Linked DNA regions of Homo sapiens: region 1 is linked to region 2. A link is an interaction called in ENCODE POLR2A ChIA-PET data of the cell type or tissue named here. Cell type or tissue: CD4-positive, alpha-beta T cell. All regions are shown on one strand. Each heading gives the region's core, and the rest is flanking DNA. Links, peaks and the distances in the headings are about the cores only.

The links. Peaks named below come from ENCODE experiments on the same cell type or tissue, not always from the same donor. Only the 100,000 strongest peaks of a DNase experiment are listed, where the experiment ranks them.
Region 1: POLR2A ChIA-PET joins it to region 2 with 5 read pairs; 2 of 35 experiments call an interaction of 5 or more read pairs at or near these places.

The regions. Positions count from the first base shown.
Region 1 is chr5:157,585,285-157,590,102 of GRCh38, forward strand. No RefSeq gene overlaps it. Among named protein-coding and RNA genes, the nearest start is that of ADAM19, 12 kb to the left of the region's middle. In CD4-positive, alpha-beta T cell, for the core only: no CTCF peak of the experiment used is centred there; no DNase peak of the experiment used is centred there.
Region 2 is chr5:157,341,364-157,347,367 of GRCh38, forward strand. The region is part of intron 23 of CYFIP2 (cytoplasmic FMR1 interacting protein 2); the gene reads left to right. FNDC9 (fibronectin type III domain containing 9) reads right to left here and starts at 4,314. Exons shown (of 2, transcript NM_001001343.4): 1 at 4,178-4,314; 2 at 235-2,180. The coding sequence starts at 2,173. The coding sequence ends at 1,499. In CD4-positive, alpha-beta T cell, for the core only: a CTCF peak has its summit at 1,642 (motif pointing right); a DNase peak (open chromatin) is centred at 1,628; H3K27ac peaks cover 342 bases.

The sequences.
Region 1 (4,818 bases), core at 1-4,000, 240 kb after region 2:
TTTGTCCTTTGATTTGTCAGCATTGGGTACTGTCACCAACGTGGTGCATAATAACTACTATCATATCTGGAGCACCCTGATTGGTTCCAAGCACAGTGCCTACATCATCTCATTTAATGCCCATAATAGTCCCATGAAGAGATCTTAGGTTAAACTATGAGGAAGTGTTGATTTTGTAGGTCAGAAACAGTTAAGCATTGGTAATGTCATATGGTTCAACTGAATAATAATAGTTACTATTGATTGGACAAAGCTTACAATGTGCCCAGTGCATTATCTCATTTTATCCTCTCTGGTAGGTACTACTGATACTCCTACTTTACAGATGAGGCAACTGTGCCTGGAGGTAGTGGTACAATGGGAACTAGAAAATATTCATATGGTAGCCAGGTTGGAGCTGAAGCCTGGATTCAAACCACAATGTGAGTAACATTAAAGTCACTGTCTATAACAACAGTGCTACTCTGATATTACCATAGATGAGCAAACTGAGGCCTGAAGAGGTGATATTGCCTGAGGGGGCCATGGACTGTCATACCAAGGTTCATGGGTCATCCCAGCTTCAAACTCCTGGCCAAATAAGTTTTTCTCATTGCCTCGTCACTCTGGAAATTGGGCTGAATTCAGGAGGCCTGTCCTTGGAAACACTTAACATCTGAATGATGCCCCCTTAGCTCAAAGAACAGCCAGTAAAGAGGCACCAATGCCTATTTTCTCCCATTTGACCCTAATAGAAACATTTTTTTAATTAATAAACTTTATTTTTAGAGAAGTTTTAGGTTCATAGCAAAATTGAGAATCTAGTACAGAGAGTTCCCATGTATCTTCTGGCACACATAAACAAAACCTCTCCCCCAACTATCTATATCTCGCACTGTAGATTTGTTACAATTGATGAACTTATATTGACACATCATCACCCCAAATTCATAGTTTACCTTAGGCTTCACTCTTGACACATTCTATGGGTTTTAATAAATGTATGCCATGTATCCACCATTACAGTGACATATGGAATAGTTTCACTGCCCTAAAAATCCTCTGTGTTCTGCCTATTCATCCCTTCCTCCCCACTAATTCTTGACCATCGCTAATCTTTTTTACTGTCTTCACACTTTTGCCTTTTCCAGAATGCATGCAGTTGGAATTGCACAGCATGAAGCCTTTTCAGACTGGCTTCTTTCAGTTAGTATTGGCATCTAAGTTTCCTCTATGTCTTTTCATGGCTTGATAGCTTACTTCTTTATTCCATTGTCTATATATACTGCAGTATATATATTAATTCCCCTATTAAAGGATATTTTGGTTGCTTCCAAGTTTTTGGCAATTATGAATAAAGCTAGATTATGAATAAACATTAGTGTGCAGGTTCTTGTGTGGACATAAGTTTTCAATTCATTTGAGTAAATACCAAGGAGCCTGATTGCTGGATGGTAAAATAAGAGTATGTTTAGTTGTGTAATAAACTGCCAGACTTTGGTGGGATGCAGTGGCTCATGTCTGTAATCTCAGTACTTTGGGAGGCCTAGGTAGGTGGATCACCTGAGGTTGGGAGTTTGAGACCAGCCTGGCCAACATGGTGAAACCCCGTCTGTACTAAAAACACAAAAATTAGCCAGGGGTGGTGGCACATGCCTGTAATCCCAGCTACTTGGGAGGCTGAGGCAGGAGAATCACTTGAACCTGGGAGGTGGAGCTTGCAGTGAGCTGAGATCAAGCCACTGCACTCCAGCCTGGGTGACAGAGTCAGACTCCATCTCAAAAAAAATAAAAATAAAAAATAAAATAAACTGCCAGGCTGTCTTTCAAGGTGGCTGTGCCATTTTGCATTTCCACCAGCAATGAATGAGGATTCCTATTGCTCCACATCCTCATCGGCATTTGATCTTGTCAGTGTTTTGGATTTGGGCCATTGTAATAGCTATGTAGCGGTATCTTGCTGTTTTAATCAACAATCCTCTAATAACATATGATATTGAACATCTTTTTATATGCTTCCTTTCCATCTGTGTATCTTCTTTGGTAAGGTGTCTGTTCAGGTCCTTTGCCTATTTTTCATTTGGGTTGCTAATTTTCTTATTGTTGAGTTTTAACAGCTCTTGATATTTTTGGATAAATGTTGTTTATCAGATATGTTTTCTGCAAATATTTTCTCCCAATTCATGGCTTATGTTCTCATTCTCTTGATATTGTCATCACACAGCAGAAGTTTGTATTTATTTTTATTATTATTATTATTTGAGACAAGATCTGGCTCTATCACCCAGGCTGGAGTGCAATGGTGCACTCTTGGCTCAATGCAACCTCTGCCTCTGGGCTCAGGCCATCCTCTCACCTCAGCCTCCTGAGTAGCTGGGACTACAAGCACGTGCCACCATGACCAGCTAATTTTTTTTTTTTTTTTTTTTTTTTTGGAGAAACCAGGTTTCACCTTGTTGCCCAGGTTGGTCTCAAACTTGGGAGCTATAGCCATCCACCCACCTTGGTCTCCCAAAGTGATGGGATTACAGATAGAAGCCACCACACCTAGCCAGAAATTTTTAATTTAATGAAGTCCAGCTTATCGATTGTTTCTTGCAAGAATCATGCCTTTGATGTTGTGTCTAAAAAGTCATCACCATACCCAAGATCATCAAGTTTTCTCCTATGTTGTATTCAAAGAGTTTCACAGTTTTGCATTTTATATTTAGGTCTATGATCCATTGTGAGTTAATTTCTTAAAGAGGGTAAGATCTGTGTCTAGATTCTTTTTTTTTTACATATGGGTGTCTAGTTTTTTTGTTGTTGTTGTTGAAATGACTAGCTTTACTCCATTGTATTTGCCTTTGCTTCATTGTCAAAGATCTGTATTTTATGAGTTTTATTTTTGGGTTCTACTACTCCTCATTGATCTATTTCTCTATTCTTTCTCCAACACCACAGTCTTGACCGCTATAGCTTTATAGTAAGGCTTGACAGGTCCTCCAACTTCGTTCTCCTTCAATATGGAGTCGGCTATGCTGGGTCTTTACCTCTCCATATAAACTTTAGAATCAGTTTATTGATATCCAAAAAATAACTTGTTTTTTTTTTTAATACAGTTTCACTCTGTCGCCCAGGCTGGAGTGCAGTGGCATGATCTCAGCTCACTGCAACCTCTGCCTCCAGGGTTCAAGCAATTCTCATGCTTCAGCTTCCTAAGTAACTGGGACTACAGGTGCTCACCACCATGCCCAGCTAATTTATTTTTTCTTTTGTATTTTTAGTAGAGATGGGGTTTCACCATGTTAGCCAGGCTGATCTCAAACTCCTGGCCTCAAGTGATCCACCCACCTTGGCCTCCCGAAGTTCTGGGATTATAGGCATGAACCACCACACCCCGCTATTTTTTTTTTAATGGAATTGTGTTAATTCTACAGATCAAGTTAGGAAGAATTGGCATCTGGACAATAATAAGTCTTCACATTCAGAACATAGAATAGTTCTCTATTTATTTAGTTTTTTTAGTTTTTGTAGTTTTTCTCATCTAGATCTTGTACATATTTTGTTAGATGTATACCTAAGTGTTTCATTTTGGGGAAGGTGCTAATATAAATGGCGTCGTAGTCTGCTTTCTGTTGCCTGCAACAAAATACCTGAAAACTGGGTAATTGATAATAAAGAAACGCATTTGTTAGAATTGTGGAGGCTAAGAAGTCCAAAGTTGATGAGCAGCATATGGTGCAGGTTATCTTGCTGGTGGGGACTGTCTGCAGAGTCCCAAGGTGACACAGGGTAGCACATGATGAGAGGACTCAGCATGCTAGTCCAGTTCCCTTCTCCTCTTATAAGCCACCAGTCCCTTCCCATGATAACCCATTAATCCATTAATCCATGAATAGATTAACCCATTCATGAGGGCAAAGCCTCTTAAAGGCCCCTCCTCTCACTACTGCCGCATTGTGGATTAAGTTTCAACATGAATTTTTGAGGGGACAAACATTCAAACCAAAGTCATATGTTTTTAATGCAAATTCCAATTGTTCATTGATGGTATATAGAAAAGTGACTAACTTTTGTATATCAACCTTGTATCTTGTAACCTTGCTATAATTACATATTAATTCCAAGAGTGGTTTTGGTTATTTTGTTTGTTCTGGTTAATTCTTTGAAATTTTCTTTTTTTTTTTTTTCTTTTGAGAAGAGTCTTGCTCTGTTGCCCAGGCTGGAGTACAGGAACTCCATCTTGGCTCACTGCAACCTCTGCCTCCCAGGTTCAAGTGATTCTCTTGCCTCAGCCTCCGGGGTAGCTGGGACTACAGGCATGTGCCACAACGCCCAGCTAATTTTTTGTATTTTTAGCAGAGACAGAGTTTCACCATGTTGGCCAGGCTGGTCTTGAACTCCTGGCCTCAAACGATACATCTGCCTTAGCCTCCCAAATTGCTGGGATTATACAGGCATGAGCCACCATGCCTGGTGAAAGTATTTTTTTAAATCTCCAAGTATCTGGGGATTTTCCACCTATTTTTCTGTTATTGATTTCTAATTTCATTCAGTTGAAATCTGACTGCAGCCTTTGTATACCTTCTATTATTTTAAATTTGTTAAGGTGTGTTTTATGGCTCAGAATGGGGTTTATCTTGGTGAATGTTCCATGACATCTTGAGAATGTATAAATCTGCTGTTGTTGAATGAAGTACTATTGGGTTCAACTATGCCCTTACTGATACTCTGCCTGCTTTATCTATCTGTTACCAACAGAGGAATATTGAGGTCCCCAACTATAATGGTGCCTTCATCTATTTCTCCTTGTTGTTCTATCAGCTTTTGCCTCACATAGTTTGATGCTCTCTGTTA
Region 2 (6,004 bases), core at 1,194-5,193:
ACATAGCGAGACCCTGTCTCTACCAAAAAAATAAAAAATAAAAAATTAGCTAGACATGGCGGCATGCACCAGTAGCTACTTGGAAGGCTAAGGCAGGGGGATCCTTTGAGCCCAGGAGTGTTATGCTGCAGTGAGCATGATTGTACCACTTCGCTCCAGCCTGGCTGACAGGGCGAGACTCTTATCTCTAAAGAGAAAGGAAAAAGGCAGCAATAAGATCCAGGCAGAAACAGCTGTGAGTATATGAATCTTTATTTGTTCACAAGTAGCAGGAATGGGGGCAAAAGTCTGGGTGCCGAGCAGGGAATGCATGAGGTAGGCAAGGGAATAGGGATGTGGGGCTTCTCGTCTTGGCTTCTCAGCTCCTGCTGTTTCTTAGTTGATTCACTGCAGTGTCGTCCTGTGATTCTGGGATTTTGTGCTCTATAGATATAAGAGGGTACTGGGAAGGTCTTGGATGATGCTTGGAGAGTACAGGCGTCTTCTCCAGAACAGCCTGCCTAGTCTGGTCAAGACAATTTTCTCAAATCAAGGGAAGCTGACTGACAGCATTTGAGGTGGTTCACAGACATGGCATTTAACTAACACTGACTCGCAAAGTAAAAACAGCACTTCCCTTTTCGATTCTCTTTCAAACCTTATGCTATATCAAGGAGAAAGACAAATATTGGTGCTAATATGTCTTTATTACCTCTCCAACACTGGATCTCCCTTTTTATCAAAGACAAGCAAGCAGGCATTAAGCTCAGAATCACTGGCAGGCAATAGAAGCTAAGTCAGATTATTTAATATTATCTTGTTTTCATGATGTTTATTCTTATGTCTCTTCCCTTCTGTTTGCAGCAGGAGGGTGCTGGTTTTTCACTTATGGAGTAATATAAGGCTGTCTTTGAAAATAAGTTTACGCTTAAAAAATGAGTCAATTTAAAGGAAAGTATTATTAATAATAGTGAAGATAATCCATGGTTTTAAAAAATAGAGAGCGGTGGTATGTGATTGCCTAAAAGTTGGAAAACACTCCAGAGCAAGGGTTCTCACAAATTATTTCCAAATAATCCCAAATTATTTCCAAATAATCCCCTCAAGGGCAGAGGAAACTGGACATCTACCTTTGCCCAAAAGTGTACCTCTGAGAGCCTACTTGTAACTCAAGTGTTTCCTTCAAGTGCTGTGTTTTATTTGTCATGCAAATTTTTGCTTTCTACTTTATAACATATCCATGTTTGTTTTAATGTTAAAACAATGCTTTCAATTCTTAACTGTGTCCTCCGAGTGGACGCTGCTGCTGAGATGCCTCGTTTGTGCCTTGGCATACCCTGGGGGATACATTTTCCAGCTTGAGAAGCTTTGTCATGGGGCATTCATCCAACCCAGGTGACCTACAATAGCAGTGACGTTTGATGGGAGAGAAATGGGTAGTCTATAGACACATTTGTACAAACGACCTACTGTGTGGAAAGCTTTAGGCTACATGATGCGGGCGCTCTCCTCCCCACTCTCATTCCCCACAATGAGGCAGTATAGCGGGTGGGTCACCACCCCCCCTCTGTAAGGCACCCGCATCAGGGGCATCCTGGTTGGCTTCGGGATCCAGTTCAGCTCCATCTCTGGAGTTCTTGCGTGGCATTTCCACCAGGGGGAGCCCCTGCAGGTCTTCCTCCCTCTGACCAAGATCCGGGGCCTCCTCTGGCCATCTCACCAACCCATTGGCCTCCTCCATGTGGCCAGCCCTGTAAGACCATCGCGGCTCATGGCAACGGACACACCAGAACTGGAGGCAGATGAAGGCCAAGACGGCTGTGAAGCAGGCCAGCAGAATGGCCATCAGCACCCAAAGGGAGATCTGGGGGTCTACCAGGGAGCTTCCAGGAGCCAGCGGACTCTTATCCAGGGTGTGGAACATGGTGCAGTAGTGCCTGTAAGGGAAGGCAGCCTTCTTACAGCTGATGCACAGGAAGTAGAGAGTGGAAGGGGCAAGATGTTCCAGCACCACGGAGCTGATCGTTCGAGGCACCTTCTCCTCGTGGTGGAAGCTGTAGCGAAGATAGCCAGAGAAGATGCTGTTCCAGTTGGGCCTGTACATAATATGGTAATAGTCCTCCAGGCAGGGCTCCGAGGACGACCAGGAGATGATGGCTCCTGTATAAGAAATGTTCCCCACCTCGATGTTCATCCCGATTCTGGAACCAGAATCAAAGTGAAGAGTGACATCCCCTGATTTAAGTATGTATTTATCATAATCATAGCCACCATTTATTGCACATTTGAGACGGGCACTCATGTTGCCCTCATCTTACAGACAAAGAAATGGAGGCCGAGAGGTTCTGTTATTTAGGCATAGCGAAAAAGTGGCAGGACAAAAGTTAAAACTGGGGCTGTCCCATGCCAAAGTTCAGGCCTAAGAACAGATGCACCCATGCAATCCCAGCCACATCCCACCCTAGCTGAGATCCTTCAGATAACAAAGGGGATTTTCTTAAGGGGATTGTTCTCATCCCCTTAAGAAAAAAGAAGAAAAGGTAAGGAGAAATCAGTAGAACCTCAGAGGCTCCACCTTTATTCTCAGGTCTGTGACCTCCCCTCAGGCAATTGATTCACCTCAATTTTCCTTCTTGACCTCCTGTTTCTGCTCCAAGTACTGTGAGCTCAGTGATCTAGAACATTCTGCCCACTGCTTTTTTTAGCCTCCTGGTTCTGTTGCCCATGGTGAGTGGAAATTCGCTTCGTCACTCTTTGGCAGCTGATCTCACCCCAAAGCTTCTGCTCTTGTTTTGTTTGTTTGTTTTTTCAAAGCCAGCGGTACCAGGAAATTTATTTTATGGGTGAAGATAATCAGCCCCTAATATCAGCATAACTACCACTATTTAATTCTGCTGTTATTATGAATGTTAATCATGGTAATAACCACTCACAGTAAGTGGTTGCTATGTCACTTGTCATGCTAGATGATTCACAGGCAGTAATTAATTTCCTTTATTCTTCATCACATCCTCTGAGCTAGATTCCCATTTTACGGATGAGCAACCTGATGTCACACCGCTAATACGTAGAAAAAGGACTTAGTGCCGCCTAACCACTACATTTCCTAATGCAAGGCTGCCGGGTTTAGTTACAGACGTTATCGCAAAATGAGGTGCCAGGACTGAGACCCAGTTGCTGTTTTTCCAGACAAATCAAATGAGCCCTCTTTAGATTGCCAGGCCCCGCTTTGATAAGAGAGAGCCATCTTCAAGTATTTTAGTTTCTCTCATGCAGTTCCCTCTACTGATTGCCCCTGATCAGAAATACAGAGACAGTCATAGTCAGCCTACGCATATTCACATAACAGTCTCACCCTGCTTTGTCTTCCGCCTCTCCTCCCTCACATGAAACCCCGTAGGTTTCATTTTGGGTTGCAGTGACATAGTAAACAGCTGTCAACTGGATTTTCGCCTGCATTGGATATTAAGCCAAACCAATGGCTATTATGACCTGCCTTTCTCTCACCTCTGCTTTCCCCCATCCTCTTGTGTTTGTGCCCATTTTCCTCCAGGAGTGGAGCTGCAGAAAGGTGCACAGCATTGAGTAGTTTCTTAATCCTTGTTTTTCTTCTGTAAGGGTAACAGTGAACTAAGATACTCAGGAAGGTGAATAGTGTCTTTCTATGTGGCTGAATATTTCTTCCCAGTAAATAGGGAACGAAAGGGATGAGACGGATGTGCTCAGACCCTTCCAGGGAAGGTCATCATGAAGGAGACCGAATGTTTATGTTTCCTAGCTTGGTGTCCTCTACACACTCATCCTCCCCACACCACACATCACTATAAATACACTTTCGACCACGATGAAAAGAGCTTAATTCATTATAGGCAGCCACCTGTGTAAAACCTTTCCATCAGGAGTAATCAGGAATCCTGTTTCTTGTCACGCACAAATGTTCTCTTGGCTTCCTATCTGCCACTAGCTGTCTGTACAGATGGAATTACCTCAGCAGACATTTTTAAGAGCTTTCTGTCAAGACGCAAATAGCATCCTCACCTTTTAGGACCAGGTCCGTCTCCCTTATTGATTTTTCTTCCTCTGTTTCCGTTTCTAAATTCTCCCCTATTTTTAACTATTCATTTGCCCGGCCCTTCTCCAAGCAGAGTGTGAAAAGAAGCCATTTCCATTTCCAAGAAGAGCCATCTATATGTCTTACCTGATGCTTGCAGCGTGTCTGGTTAGAGCTCTGCCCTCCGAGGTGCAGTAGATTAAAGCTGAGAGAATGGGGCCTTCTCCCTCCTCTGCTCTGGGCTTTCCGTGTTGTTTCTCTCAACACTGAGTAATCCCACTGCCGCCCCTAATGCTCACATTATTCATTTCTTCAGATCAGCATCATTCACCATGGCAACCAGCAGGCATCTGTACGCACGATGCTTTCAGGGACCAGCCTGGAAAGGCTTTTGCCCAGTGAGAGGAGCTCTCATTCCTTTGGCTGAAAAAGGGCAGATGATCCCCTGAAAACTGGTCCCCAGTGCAGTACTAATTCTTCTAACACTCCTACATTTTCTCCCCAGTTGGCTGATTATTATTTTCTTGTCCCATCTAGATCCTCTTTGGCCAATGGTTTTAAATGCAAAGATGCTTTTCTCAGTTATTCCACAACCAAAGCAGTAATATTCATCTTCATCCCCTCCCACCCCTACACTTCCCCATCCCAACTGCCTACCCCACCTCTTTATCTTCATCTTTCTTTATTCTTGACTCATGTGCCATTACATAGTTATATGGTACTGGTCAAGACCCTTTTATTTTTATTGTCTGAGTCTCAGTTCCACCATCATCTGTAAAGCTGTGGGCTTGGGCTACATCAGGATGGCAGATCAGAAGGCAGAAGACCTGAGCCCTATCCCTGCACAGCCCTGAACCCCTGTCAAGCTTGCTAAACCATCATGGCACTCTCACTGGGTTGAATAATGCCCCCCCAAAATACATATCCATCCAGAACCTTAGGATGTGACCTGATTTAGAAATAGAGCCTTCGTAGATATAACTAGTTAAGGATCTCAAGATGAAATCTTCCTGGATTTAAGGGTGAGCCCTAAATCCAATGACTAATGTCTTTGTAAGAGAAAAGACAGAGAGACTCAAGGGGAAGAAGCCAAGGGAAAACAGAGGCAGAGAGTGGAAGGATGCTGCCATCAGCCAAGGAACACCGGGAGCCATCAGCAGCTGGGAAGGCAAGGAAACATTCTCCCCTAGAGCCTTGGAGAGGGCATGGTTCTGCGAGAGCCTTGATTTCAGGCTTCTGGTCTCCAGAACTGTGAGAGAATAAATTTCTGTCATGTTAAGCTGCCACATTTATGGTAATTTGTGATAGCAACCCTAGGAATCTAATGCAGCACTGCTTCCAGCTGGGTGCAGAAACAGCCCCAGAGTTCCTCTGAACACAAGCGTCCCAAGAAACTGCTTCCCAATCAATCAGTTGGAGTTGACGCCAGAAATGGAAACTGTTTGCTACTCCTGGATTGAATCATCCCCAGCGTTCCTTTCCTTTCAAGAATCCAGACTGCTTGCCTCCCCTTTTCTCATAAAGGGCCGTCTGGCTTTGAGGTTCCATCCCTTCCTGTTCCTTTCAACCTTGTAAGAACCCATTGCCACCATTCTATTGAGATCACAGGGTGTGTCTGGAATAGAGGGTGGAAAGTAGCTCAGATAGATGTAGACCTGAATAAATTTATACACATTATATGTTTTTAAAAGTCAGCTTTTCTCTTCTTGGTTCTTGGCCAAAGTATCCAAGTTAACCCATGAAGGTCTCTTTCTGATTCACATTAATGATAAAAGGTTAGGAAGAAAGCCAGGCACAGCTGCAGTGGTGTGCACCTGTAGTCCCAGCCACTTGGGAGGCTGAGGTGGGAGGATCACTTGAGCTTAAGAGTTCCAGACCAGCCTGGGTATTATAGAAAGACTTTTTCCCTTGGAAAAAAAAAAAAAAAAGAGCCGCCTTGGTGAGTTGTGACCCTACCCTTGGCCAAAGGTCTCC